2 separate regions of the Homo sapiens genome follow, and region 1 is linked to region 2. A link is an interaction called in ENCODE POLR2A ChIA-PET data of the cell type or tissue named here. Cell type or tissue: MCF 10A. All regions are shown on one strand. Each heading gives the region's core, and the rest is flanking DNA. Links, peaks and the distances in the headings are about the cores only. Region 1 holds the start of CDC16 (cell division cycle 16). Region 2 overlaps RASA3 (RAS p21 protein activator 3).

Region 1 (5,340 bases), core at 1-5,000, 250 kb before region 2:
AGTGAGGCTCTGTCTCTACCAAAAAAATTTAAAAATTAGCTGGGTGTGGTGGCATGCACCTGTAGTCCCAGCTATTAGGGAGGCTGAGGCAGAAGGATCACTTGAACTCAGGAGTCTGAGGTTATAGTGAGCCACGATCATCCCACTGCACTCCTGGGTGACACAGAGAGACCTCAAAAAAACAAAAACAAAGAAAAATTGCATCAAGTTAAATAATTTCAACAGAAATGGAATATACACCTAAAACCCTAATGACTTTTTTTTTTTTTGAGACAGAGTCTTGCTCTGTTGTCCAGGCTGGAGTGCAATGCACGAACTCAGCTCACTGCAACCTCCACCTCCCAGGTTCAAGTAATTCTCTGCCTCAGCCTCCCGAGTAGCTGGGATTACAGGCGCCTGCCACCACGTCCGGCTAATTTTTGTATTTTTAGCGGAGATGGGGTTTCACCATCTTGGTCTTGAGCTCCTGACCTCATGATCCACCTGCCTTGGCTTTCCAAAGCGCTGGGATTACAGGTGTAAGCCACCGCGCCCGGCCACTAATGACATTTTTTTTAAAGCTCTGAAGAGCTTTAAAGTTCATACCATCACTTACTTTGTCCAGTTTTCGTGACCGAAGTGCATGGGCGGCTCTGTGATATTGTGCTGTCAGGTAAAGACACTGAGCCAACCAATAGATGTCCTGGGGTTCTTCTGGAGGGAAAAATTCACATAAGTGGTCAGAGGTACAAGGTGAAATAGAAAACGAATTTTAAGATTAATCAGAAAACCAGTTAGCATTTTGTCACTTACCACGAGAGAGTGAAGCTACTTTATCTGCCCAAAATAGAGCACTTTGATACTGTTGCTGCATACCAAAAAAAAAAAAAGGTGGTAACTGCCCTGTTATTTTAATAGTCTTAAACAGTTATCTAATATTATTATAATTCTATGTAATATATTAATATAATTCTATGTAATAAATCTTCATCTCAAGACAACAATTTGTTACATCTCTATCTTACATCTCACGTAGGGTAAATTTTAGTTCAGTGTCGCAATACAAACATTCCTGTAATATCTTTGTATATGCAACTTATGAAGGTAATTTTTTAAAACTCATACACTGTAAAAATGTATCGTGAAACATACAAGTGAAATGCAAGTGAAACAGCAAAAGCTAGTCATTAACAATTCATGTGTGATTTATATAACACTTTCAACGAGCTGTTAATGAATCCCAAAGTGAAATTTAGAAGACAGAACACTATACTCAAATACCTTATATAACACAGTGGCAGTTTTAATAACACTCAAGTTTAAAAACACACACACATAAATTAACTAAGCTTCACTGAACATGGGGAAGAACTCACCTCCTCCAAGTCTAACAAAAATGAAGGAGCCGACAATGAGGGCCACCCACAGTGACCTACGGCTAGCTTTAGACCCTGTTCTGCTCCTCAGTCCTCAGTCTTCTACAGTCTCTGCCTCAGTTCCCCTGGAGACAAGCCAGGACCACTGCTGCTAGCCCGAGGCAGGAGGAATGCCAACGGGATAGTTATAAATATGCTCAATACCGGTGTCTCTGGCTGGAAACCGGGCCTGTCATATTCCTCACTACGTCTCCGTACCGAAGAAAAAGTGATCAGAAAACACTGAATTCAACTGACTCATGGTAAATAAAAACACAGCCCTCCAAATGGACTGCAAACATTTGGCCACGTCAGTTAGCACCCAATTCCGAAAACTCTGCATTACCATGGCTTTTCTTTCCCTTTCTTTCCAATTTCCTGAAAGAGCAAGCATTTCAACAAAAAATAAACAACAATATAGATAAAACTGATGCTGCTGATTCTCGAAGACACTTCTTGCCTTAAACGCTCTCTGCTATTCAAAGGTAGTGCAGAGAACACAGACATAGTTAACGAGAATTTTTAAAGTATTGATTTGAGACAACAGGCTTCTTCACATCTTTATTCACTTAAATTCAGCCCAGTAAAAATTACAACTAAACCTCTCAAAAATGTTTTATTAGCTAGCCCTGCAACTTTCCTCCAAAAATTGTCCTTCAACTTGCACTGAGTAGTCAGTGTTTCCTGGGCACCTCCTCCGCGCCAGGTGCAGAACGAGGCTCAGACCCGACTGAGGCGCCCCGTGCGCTCGGGGGCCTCCACTCCCCGGGCTGTGCCCCTCCCAGCTGCAGGGACCGCTCCCTTCTGGGCGAGGCGGAGACAGCGCTGCTGGCCCCAGATGAAGGCCCAGGGCCGGCCCAGTCCTTCCCCACCAAGAGCCCCGACAACAGTCACCCCAGCCCCACGCCGCGCGGAAAAAGACCCGGCGAGGCCTGGGCCCCGCACCCCGAGTCGGGGCCGCCCACCTGGTCGAGGTACTGCCGGACGCGCTTCCGCAGCCGCTCTAGGTTCATGGCGGCGCGGGCCCGGCCTCACGCCACACTCCGCCGCTAGGCGCGCGCCTCCTGCACCCTAAGCACCCCGCCCCGTGCCCGTGCCCGTGCCTGCAGCCGCCGCCGCCGCCCCAGGACTCGAAGGCCGCGGACTCGAAGGCCGCAGGTCCCCACCCACACCCGCACCCCCCACCCAGGCCCCGTGCACTGCCCAGGCTCTTCCGCTCCAGGCAGGCCCCGCCCCGGAAGTCCACAGCAAACGAATCCCATCTGGCGCGGGAAAACGGACCCGAGTTGTTGGTTCCGATGCCTCTCCTGGCACGTGGGCTTCTGGTTGCCTTGGGGCGAGAGCGCGGCCTCCCTGGAATCGCTGCGGCGCCTCTGGGCATTGGCGAGAGAGTCAGGAGGGCTCGGGGCCGGACCACCCACCCGGGCAAAAAAGCAGGTGGCTGCTGAGCCTTCTTTCCCCAGAATGTAGTCAACATTTTAAAAATAAGAGCAACGCACTCTCATTACAAAAAAAAAAAATTGTGTGCACAAACAGCAAATGAAGTCAAAGACAACCTAGGGAAAAATTTGAAACCTATCACAAAATTCGAATTTCCTTATAATGTAGAGCCAATATTCCCTTTACATATATGTAATAAGTCAGTGGGAAGAGACCAATGGCTCAGGAGAAAGACAGGCAAAAAACAGTTCACAGGGAAAGAAATGCAAATAGACTTTAACATACGAAAGAAAGTCCAACTTAATTCATAATAAAAATTAAAATTAGAGTACCACTTTTCATATGTTAACAAAGATCACAAAGGTTGATGACACTGCTAGCAGGAATGTCGGGAAGCAGGCACCCTCAAGTTTTGTGAGTGGTATTGGTATACTCTCTAGGATGAACGAATTGGAATATCTTCCAAATTTAAAGGTGTTCGTGCTGTTAAACCTAATGATTTTTATTTTGGGAAATATACCATGGATTTGCATTTTTGCATGTGTGCAAAATGACCTGTGGTTTCGTTTGTAATAGCAAAAGATTGCAGACAATTTAAACACCCATGAAGTATGGAACTGAGTAAATAGGTCATGATACGCTCACGTAATGGAATACTCGCTGGCTGTTCAAAAGAACAGTCAGCTTTGCATGGACATTGAACGATCTTCAAGATATAGTATGTGGGAAAAAGCAAGTATAGGATCGTGTTTATCGTATGCCTGCATTTGAGTAAAATACGAATTTAATGATAGGTAGAAAAATCCCTAAACTGTCCCAGGAAGGAAAAATGAGAAAACCGGCATAGCGCAAGGCCTCTGGAAGGAGTGCTGGAAGATGAGAGATGGTAGAAGTGGGAGAGGTACTTCCTTGGATATCTTTTTGTGCTTTTGAATTTCAGTCAATGTGCATATATTACCTTTTGTGAAATTAAATCATTCAAACTTAAAATAATTTAAACTTGAAGCTGTTGGAACTTTGAATTACCTGAGCCTTGAGGGGAATGTGGCTACGCGGCCTAGGTCATGCCACACCCAGCTGTAACTTCTGCCTTTTTCCCTGTAAACAATAAAGACCAAATGGCACCGGAGATAAGACCCCCTCAGATCACTACCCCTCCTCATGGAGTTATAACGCAATCTTCCTTCAAATACAGAGATCCCTAACCAATGGAACCGCTGCGGCGTGTGCCCCTGGTCTCATATGAGAACTGTGGTGATCCTGCTGGAGCTTCTGTCTCCGCCTGGTAAGAGAGACCTGAGCTCCACTTGGAAAGGCTGACCCCATTTGTCCAGGTGGCCATTCTCAGGCTCTGTGCTCAAATACACACTATATGTAATCATATTTCTGAATCTCAATATTAAGGTTGACACTTTTAAAAAGTAAATATAACTTTTATAAATATAAAAACCTAAAAGAGTAAAAAAAATTCAAAGAAGCAAAAAAAAAAAAACTTGCTGTAAAGAATCCCACCCACTCAAAAATTCTCTCACGCTACTGTAAGTAATCTGCCGTGTAATTTTCTATGTGTGTGTATACATATATGACTGGGTAATATTTTGAAGTTGTGTTTAAAAATTTGTCCCCCTGTATATTTCCTTTTCCTCCTCCTTTCCCACTTCTGCAAGCAGGCAGTAATCAACTCTGCTCATTAACTTGGGGCAGGCATGTGGTGAGGTGTGTTTTAAGCCATATTTTCAACGACTTCTATCCATTTAATGAGATTCCTAGTTAACCAAAAATGAGTGACTGAGGCAAATGTCTCCATCAGTAGAAGTCTGATGATGGGCCCGGGAAAAACGCAAGCCACAGAAGCATCAACTGTGCCATCCAAATAGGGTTATGGGGACTGGGTGTTTAGGAGGAGACGGCAAGCAGGAGGAAAAAAAGGGAGGGGTCCACAGTGATGCTCTGATTAGTGCTCAGTAAACCAACAATTTACATAAGATGAGGCAAACATCTGACAAGAGGGAGTAGAGGAAAGAGTTATGTAGCCCATATCAGGGTAGGCAGAAGAGTGACTAATCTCATCTTGTCCTTGTTTTGTACCTGGAAGGTAAATTTGTAATTAATATTGCCAGGGCGAGATTTAACAGAAATCACTTTCAGGAGTCCTCTGCCAGATACCCTAACTCATCACTCTCAAGTTCAAAGTTCCAGAGATCCCTAGAGCAGGGGCACAATGCTGCCAGGTTCTTTGCTAATGCACAGCAAAAGTGACCTTTGCTTCAGTTCCTAGTAAGTTTCTCATCTCTATCTGAGACCTTATCAGCCTGCCCATCTCTCCATATCACTATCAGCATTTGGGTCACAACAATTTAAAAGTCTCTAGGAAGTTCCAAATTTTCCCCCATCTTCTTGTCTTCTTCTGAGCCCCCCACATTTTTCCAACCTCTGCCCATTACCCAGTTCCAAAGTTATTTCCGCATTTTCAGGTATCTTCATACGAATGCCCCACTTTTCAGTA
Region 2 (5,375 bases), core at 353-5,352:
TGGGTGAGTGATGGGTGGATGGATGGATGGGTGAGTAATGGGTGGATGGACGGATGGGTGAGTGATGGGTGGATGGACGGATGGGTGAGTGATGGGTGGATGGACAGATGGATGAGTGTTGAGTTCATGGACAAAGGGGTGAGTGATGGGTGGATTGACAGATGGGTGAGTGATGAATGGGTGGACGGATGGGTGAGTGATGGGTAGGTGGACGGATGGGTGAGTGATGGGTGGATGGATAGGGTGAGTGATGGGTGGATGGACCGAGGGATGAGTGATGGGTGGATGGACAGATGGGTGAGTAATGGATGGATGGACAGATGGGTGAGTGATGGATGGACAGATGGGTGAGTGATGGATGGACTGAGGGGTGAGTGATGGGTGGATGGACCGAGGAGTGAGTGATGATGGGTGGATCGACAGATGGGTGAGTCATGGGTGGATGGATGGATGGGTGAGTGATGGGTGGAGGGATGGATGGGTGAGTAATGGGTAGATGGACAGATGGGTGGATGGACGGATGGGTGAGTGATGGCTGGGTGGACAGATTCCTTATTGCGATTTTTTTTCTAGTTATTGCCAGTTTTATTTTTTAATCAATATTCCAGCTGAGAATTTTGCATCTGATACATGGTCCATGGACTCATTCTGGGTGAGAGTGGCATTCTGATGGCCCTACCCGCTTCAGGGTCCTTCTTCCCTCGTCTTGAAGAATGGCACATGTTCACAGCTGAATAGCTCTATGGCCTGGCTTGTAGGGCTTAAGACACCGCAGCCTGCCTTCATTTCATCCTGTTTTCTCTGTTTCCTGGTTTCTTCTGGCAGTGCCTCTGCTGGTGCGGTTCCTTCTCTGCTCCCGGCTGTTGCTGAGATGGTTGGTCAAGTCCAAGGCTCAGCCCCACACTTGTCTCCTTATCAGATAGCCACACAGCCACCTGCTTAATGGTCTCTTCCAAACATGCTGTCTCATTTTTTTTGAGATATGGGTAGGCTGGAATTTTAATTCTCAAATCTTTTAACTCAACCAGCCTTTGAGTTCTGGTTCCTTTTTGCTCAACAATTCCACCTTCAAATCATCTCTCTCCCCACATTTTGCTGTCAGCGGTCAGGAGGAACCAAGCCGCTCCCACAGCATTTTGCTTAGAAATCTCCTCAATTACGTGTCTGATGTCATCACTCGCGAGTTCCACCCTCCCAGAACACGAGGGCATGAACACAGGTCCACTTTGTCACGAGGATGGCTTTTTCTCCACGGTCCAGTAGCATGGCCGTCCTTTCTGTCTGAGATGTTGTTAGAACAGCCTTGCCACCCATGCTCATGCCACCATTCTGTTCAGGGTTACTTAGATATCCCCTAAGACAGGACTTCTCTGCAGCTCTCCTCTCCCGAGCCCCCAGCATTGTCCTTTAAGGACATTCATGGCAGCCATGCCTTTTCCGCTCTGCACCCCCAAACCCCTTCAGCCTTCGCCCAGCACCCAGTTCCAAAGCCAGTCCACATTTGAAGGTACAGCAGCAGCCACTTCTCAGTACCAAGTTCTTGGTGAGTTTGGGCTGCCGTAAAAATTGTACCATAGGCTGGGTGGTTACAGACAGCAGGAATTCACTTCCCAGATTGAAGGCCTGAGAAGCTTGAGATCCGGGCGTAGCAGTGCTGGTTTAACTGCGGGTCCTCTTCTGGGCTGCAGCCCGCCAGTGTCTCATTGTGTCCTCACATGTGGAAGAGGCAAGCCAGCTTCCTTGGTGTCTTCTATAGGGACGCCCATCCCCTGCACAAGGGTTCCACCCTCACGCCTTGTCACCTCCCAAAGGCCTCATCTCCTGATGCCATCCCTTGAGAGTTAGGATTTCAACCCACAGATTTGGGGGCACAAACATTCATTCCATCCAGATGGACACAGCTGCAGGGCATCGGTGCTGGCTCCGGGAGTGCGTGCCCAGGCGCTGTGAGCAGTGAGGCAGAGACGTGTACCTGGTTCAGGTGTTTGGACTCAGGTGGCACAGGGCCCTGCCCTGGCTCAAGGGTTCCATGGCTGTCCGCTAGGGGCGAGGCACCAGAATGGCCTTCAGCAGGAGTGATGTGGTCCGATTAGGAAGGTGGCCCCGGTGCGTAGGTGGGGTCCGGGGCAGTGGTCTTTAGAAGCTGCGGCACAGACTGGTGTCCGCCCTGTGCTCGGCCAGCCCTGGGCTAGGCCTGTCCTGGCTGGACATGCTCAGTGGCAGCTGGGTGTGAAATGTGCTGAACCCCATCGTGCTCACTCCCTCAGCTGACTCTTCAGGGCTGCCCCAGGGCCCATGAGCCAGCCCAGCGTCCAGCTGCAGGTGTCTCTCCTCCTGGTTCTGGCTGGGCGGGCTGGTGGGGCGTGCAGAGATGTGCACATCCCCCTGTGAGAATGGCTGATTGGTGACAAGGCTGGGAGCTAGGGGCAGCAGAGCCCTCAGAGGTGAATGAGGTTGCTCAGCATCCAGCTCCCAATGGGCTTTCCCTGGGCTCAGTGTGGGCACAACTCGCCTACCTGCGGGAATGGTTTCTATCTCCGTCTGCGTTTACGAGTGGTGGTCAGCCCTTTCTGGAGGAGCTTGCGTTGGAAGGATGTGTACTGTGGGTGGGGCCTGCAGCGACGCAGCTGTGTGGAGACGGGGCCGGTGGCCTGGGCTCCTGCCCTGCGCTGACCCCTCCGCCCTCCACAGAGGCCTGTGGGAGCAAATCTGTGTATGACGGCCCGGAGCAGGAGGAGTATTCGACGTTCGTCATTGACGACCCCCAGGAGACCTACAAGACGCTAAAGCAAGTCATCGCTGGGGTTGGGGCTTTGGAGCAGGAGCACGCCCAGTATAAGAGGGACAAGTTCAAGAAGACGAAATATGGAAGCCAGTGAGTGCCACTCCCGTGCCTGCCCTGGACGGCCAGTGTAGTGGGCGGGAGATTGCAGTGGGGGTGGGGCTGCAGGGAGCTCCCGGGTGGGGCCGCCCGTGCTCAGGTGTCCGCCTGGGAGGAGAGTCCCACTTGCACCGGGCTGGCACCTGGCGGTAGTCAGTGGACGTGGCCCGGCGCTGCTGGTCCCTCCTTCAGAGCAGGTGCTGCCTTTGCTCTCCAGGCCCCCAGCCAGCGTCCGGGCTGCCTCCCTGACCTGCTTCCTCCCAGCCTCTCTGCTATACTGGTGTCACGTGCTCTGGCAGTCTCTAGGCCCAGGTCTTGTTCTGCCTTGGTTCAGTGGCACACCCTCTGGCATCTCTCCAGGCCACCCATGGTGCCCGGGAGCAGGGCCAGCTCTGGACGAAACCCACTCTTGTCTCATGAGGCAGGTGTGGCGAGGTTGAGTACGTTCAGCTTAGTCACCAGCTGCAGGCTAGGTGGCGCTTAGCTAAGCTCCACTCCCCCTCACTCCATGGAACAGAGGGTTGTAAGACCCTCATGAGTTGCTGGAAGATTGACTTAAACTATGTAAAGTGCTAGGCTGGCTCTTAGCCTGGAGTGAGCAGATGTGTCTGTGTCACTCTCTCCATCCAGTGGGTACCCAGGTCCACCATGGCAGAAGCCCCCACACGGGCTCATTCAGGGGCGGGTAAGCCCTAGAGCCCTGTGTAGCTGTACAGCCTCCTCCTCACTTCCATCCTCCTGCTCACTCCTCTCTTTGGTCCTCCCTCCCTTCGATCCTCCCTCTCTCCTCCTCCACCCTTCTTCTCCCTCCTTCCCTTCCTTCCTTCTTAACCCCTCCTTCCTTCCACCATGCGGGTCTGGTCTGGGAAGGGCAGTGGTGAGGCTCCAGGAGAGTGACAGGTCCCTGTGGCCCGGACTTGGACCGAGTTGCTCAGGGGACTGAGCCTGCAACACCTCCTGAGTGCTGTGACTTCACCTCTGACATCATCATATCAGATCCCTCTCGACACCCTTCTGGGGAGACAGCCCCATTTGCCTTCCAAATATGTTGCCTCGTTGATATCAGCAGGTCCATCAACCTCATGGCCAAAAGCCAGCAGGTTGAAAATGCGCGAAGCATGATGCTGTTTGTTGTAGTAGAAGGCGCACACGAGGCACACATGGTACAAGATGCACACACATGGCAGGAGGTGCACACACATGGGTGGAGGTGCACACACATGGCAGGAGGTGCACACACGGAGGAGGTGAACACGTGGGAGGAGGTGGTGCACACGTGGGAGGAGGCACACACACGGAGGAGGCGCACACACATGGCAGGAGGTGCACACATGTGGGAGAAGGCACAGACGGAGGAGGTGCACATACATGGCAGAAGGTGCACACGTGGGAGGAGGTGCGCACATGTGGGAGAAGGCACACATGGAGGAGGCGCACACAGCAGGAGGTGCACACACATGGGAGGAGGTGGTGCACACACGTGGGAGGAGGTGCACACACGTGGGAGGAGGTGTGCACACACGTGGCAGGAGGTACACACAGAGGAGGTGCACACATGCGAGAGGGGTGCACACACGTGGGAGGTGGTGCACACACATGGGAGGAGGTGCACACAGGAGGCACACAGAGGTGCACACACAGGTGCACACGTGGGAGGTGTACACACGGAGGGGTGCACACACATGGGAGGAGGTACACGTGGAAGGAGGTGCACACACGTGGGAGGAGATGCACACATGGAGGTGGTAGGCACGTAGGAGGAGGTGCACACACATGGAGGTAGTGGACACACATGGCAGGAGGTGCACACACATGGTATGAGGGAGGTGTGCATGTGGGGAGGAGGTGCCCACGCCTGCTGAGTGTCCCAGCACTGGGACAGATCTGTGTCCCTGGAGCTCATGCTCCCCACACATGAGCACACTCTTTGCAGTGCAGATGTGCACATTCTGCACACGTGCCATACACTCTACATATTCCACATCTGCACATGTATATGCGCTACACACGTGCCACAGGGAGAGCACACGTGCACATGTACTTGCACGCCTGACCCACCTGTGCACACACATCAGAGTCACCGTGGGTGCTTCCGGGGGCACTGTGGTTCCTTTGGCTCCTCTATTTTTTGTGTGGATTGCAGTGTGAGTGTGTCACATTTAGGAACAGGAAAAGCTCCCGCAGCCACGGGTGAGCACCAGGCAACGGGGTCTGTGCCTCATTCCCTCTCCCATCCCCCTTTTCAGGGAGCACCCCATCGGAGACAAGAGCTTCCAGAACTACATCCGGCAGCAGTCCGAGACCTCCACTCATTCCATTTAAAGTCTGCGGGACGCGCCCAGTGGCGCCAGCAAGCTGCCCATGCAAAGCCGCAGCCTTTGGGAGGGAGAAGAGAAGGAAGAGCGCAGAGCCGGCAAAGTGAGATGCACGCCGTCCCGGCCCATAGACAAGTGGCGCTGGGGTTTCCCTCTCCCAGAACCGCTGCCACCACCGC

Evidence for each region. Peaks named below come from ENCODE experiments on the same cell type or tissue, not always from the same donor. Only the 100,000 strongest peaks of a DNase experiment are listed, where the experiment ranks them.
Region 1: POLR2A ChIA-PET joins it to region 2 with 6 read pairs; 1 of 35 experiments calls an interaction of 5 or more read pairs at or near these places.

What each region holds. Positions count from the first base shown.
Region 1 is chr13:114,232,152-114,237,491 of GRCh38, reverse strand. CDC16 (cell division cycle 16) reads right to left here and starts at 2,595. Exons shown (of 18, transcript NM_001078645.3): 1 at 2,360-2,595; 2 at 793-847; 3 at 596-693. The coding sequence starts at 2,407. RefSeq lists a silencer at 2,277-2,636 and an enhancer at 2,747-2,796. In MCF 10A, for the core only: no CTCF peak of the experiment used is centred there; a DNase peak (open chromatin) is centred at 2,621.
Region 2 is chr13:113,979,175-113,984,549 of GRCh38, reverse strand. It overlaps RASA3 (RAS p21 protein activator 3), which reads left to right. Exons shown (of 24, transcript NM_007368.4): 23 at 2,692-2,875; 24 at 5,128-5,375. The coding sequence ends at 5,203. Among named protein-coding and RNA genes, the nearest start is that of C13orf46, 7.8 kb to the right of the region's middle. RefSeq lists an enhancer at 5,162-5,375. In MCF 10A, for the core only: no CTCF peak of the experiment used is centred there; a DNase peak (open chromatin) is centred at 3,239.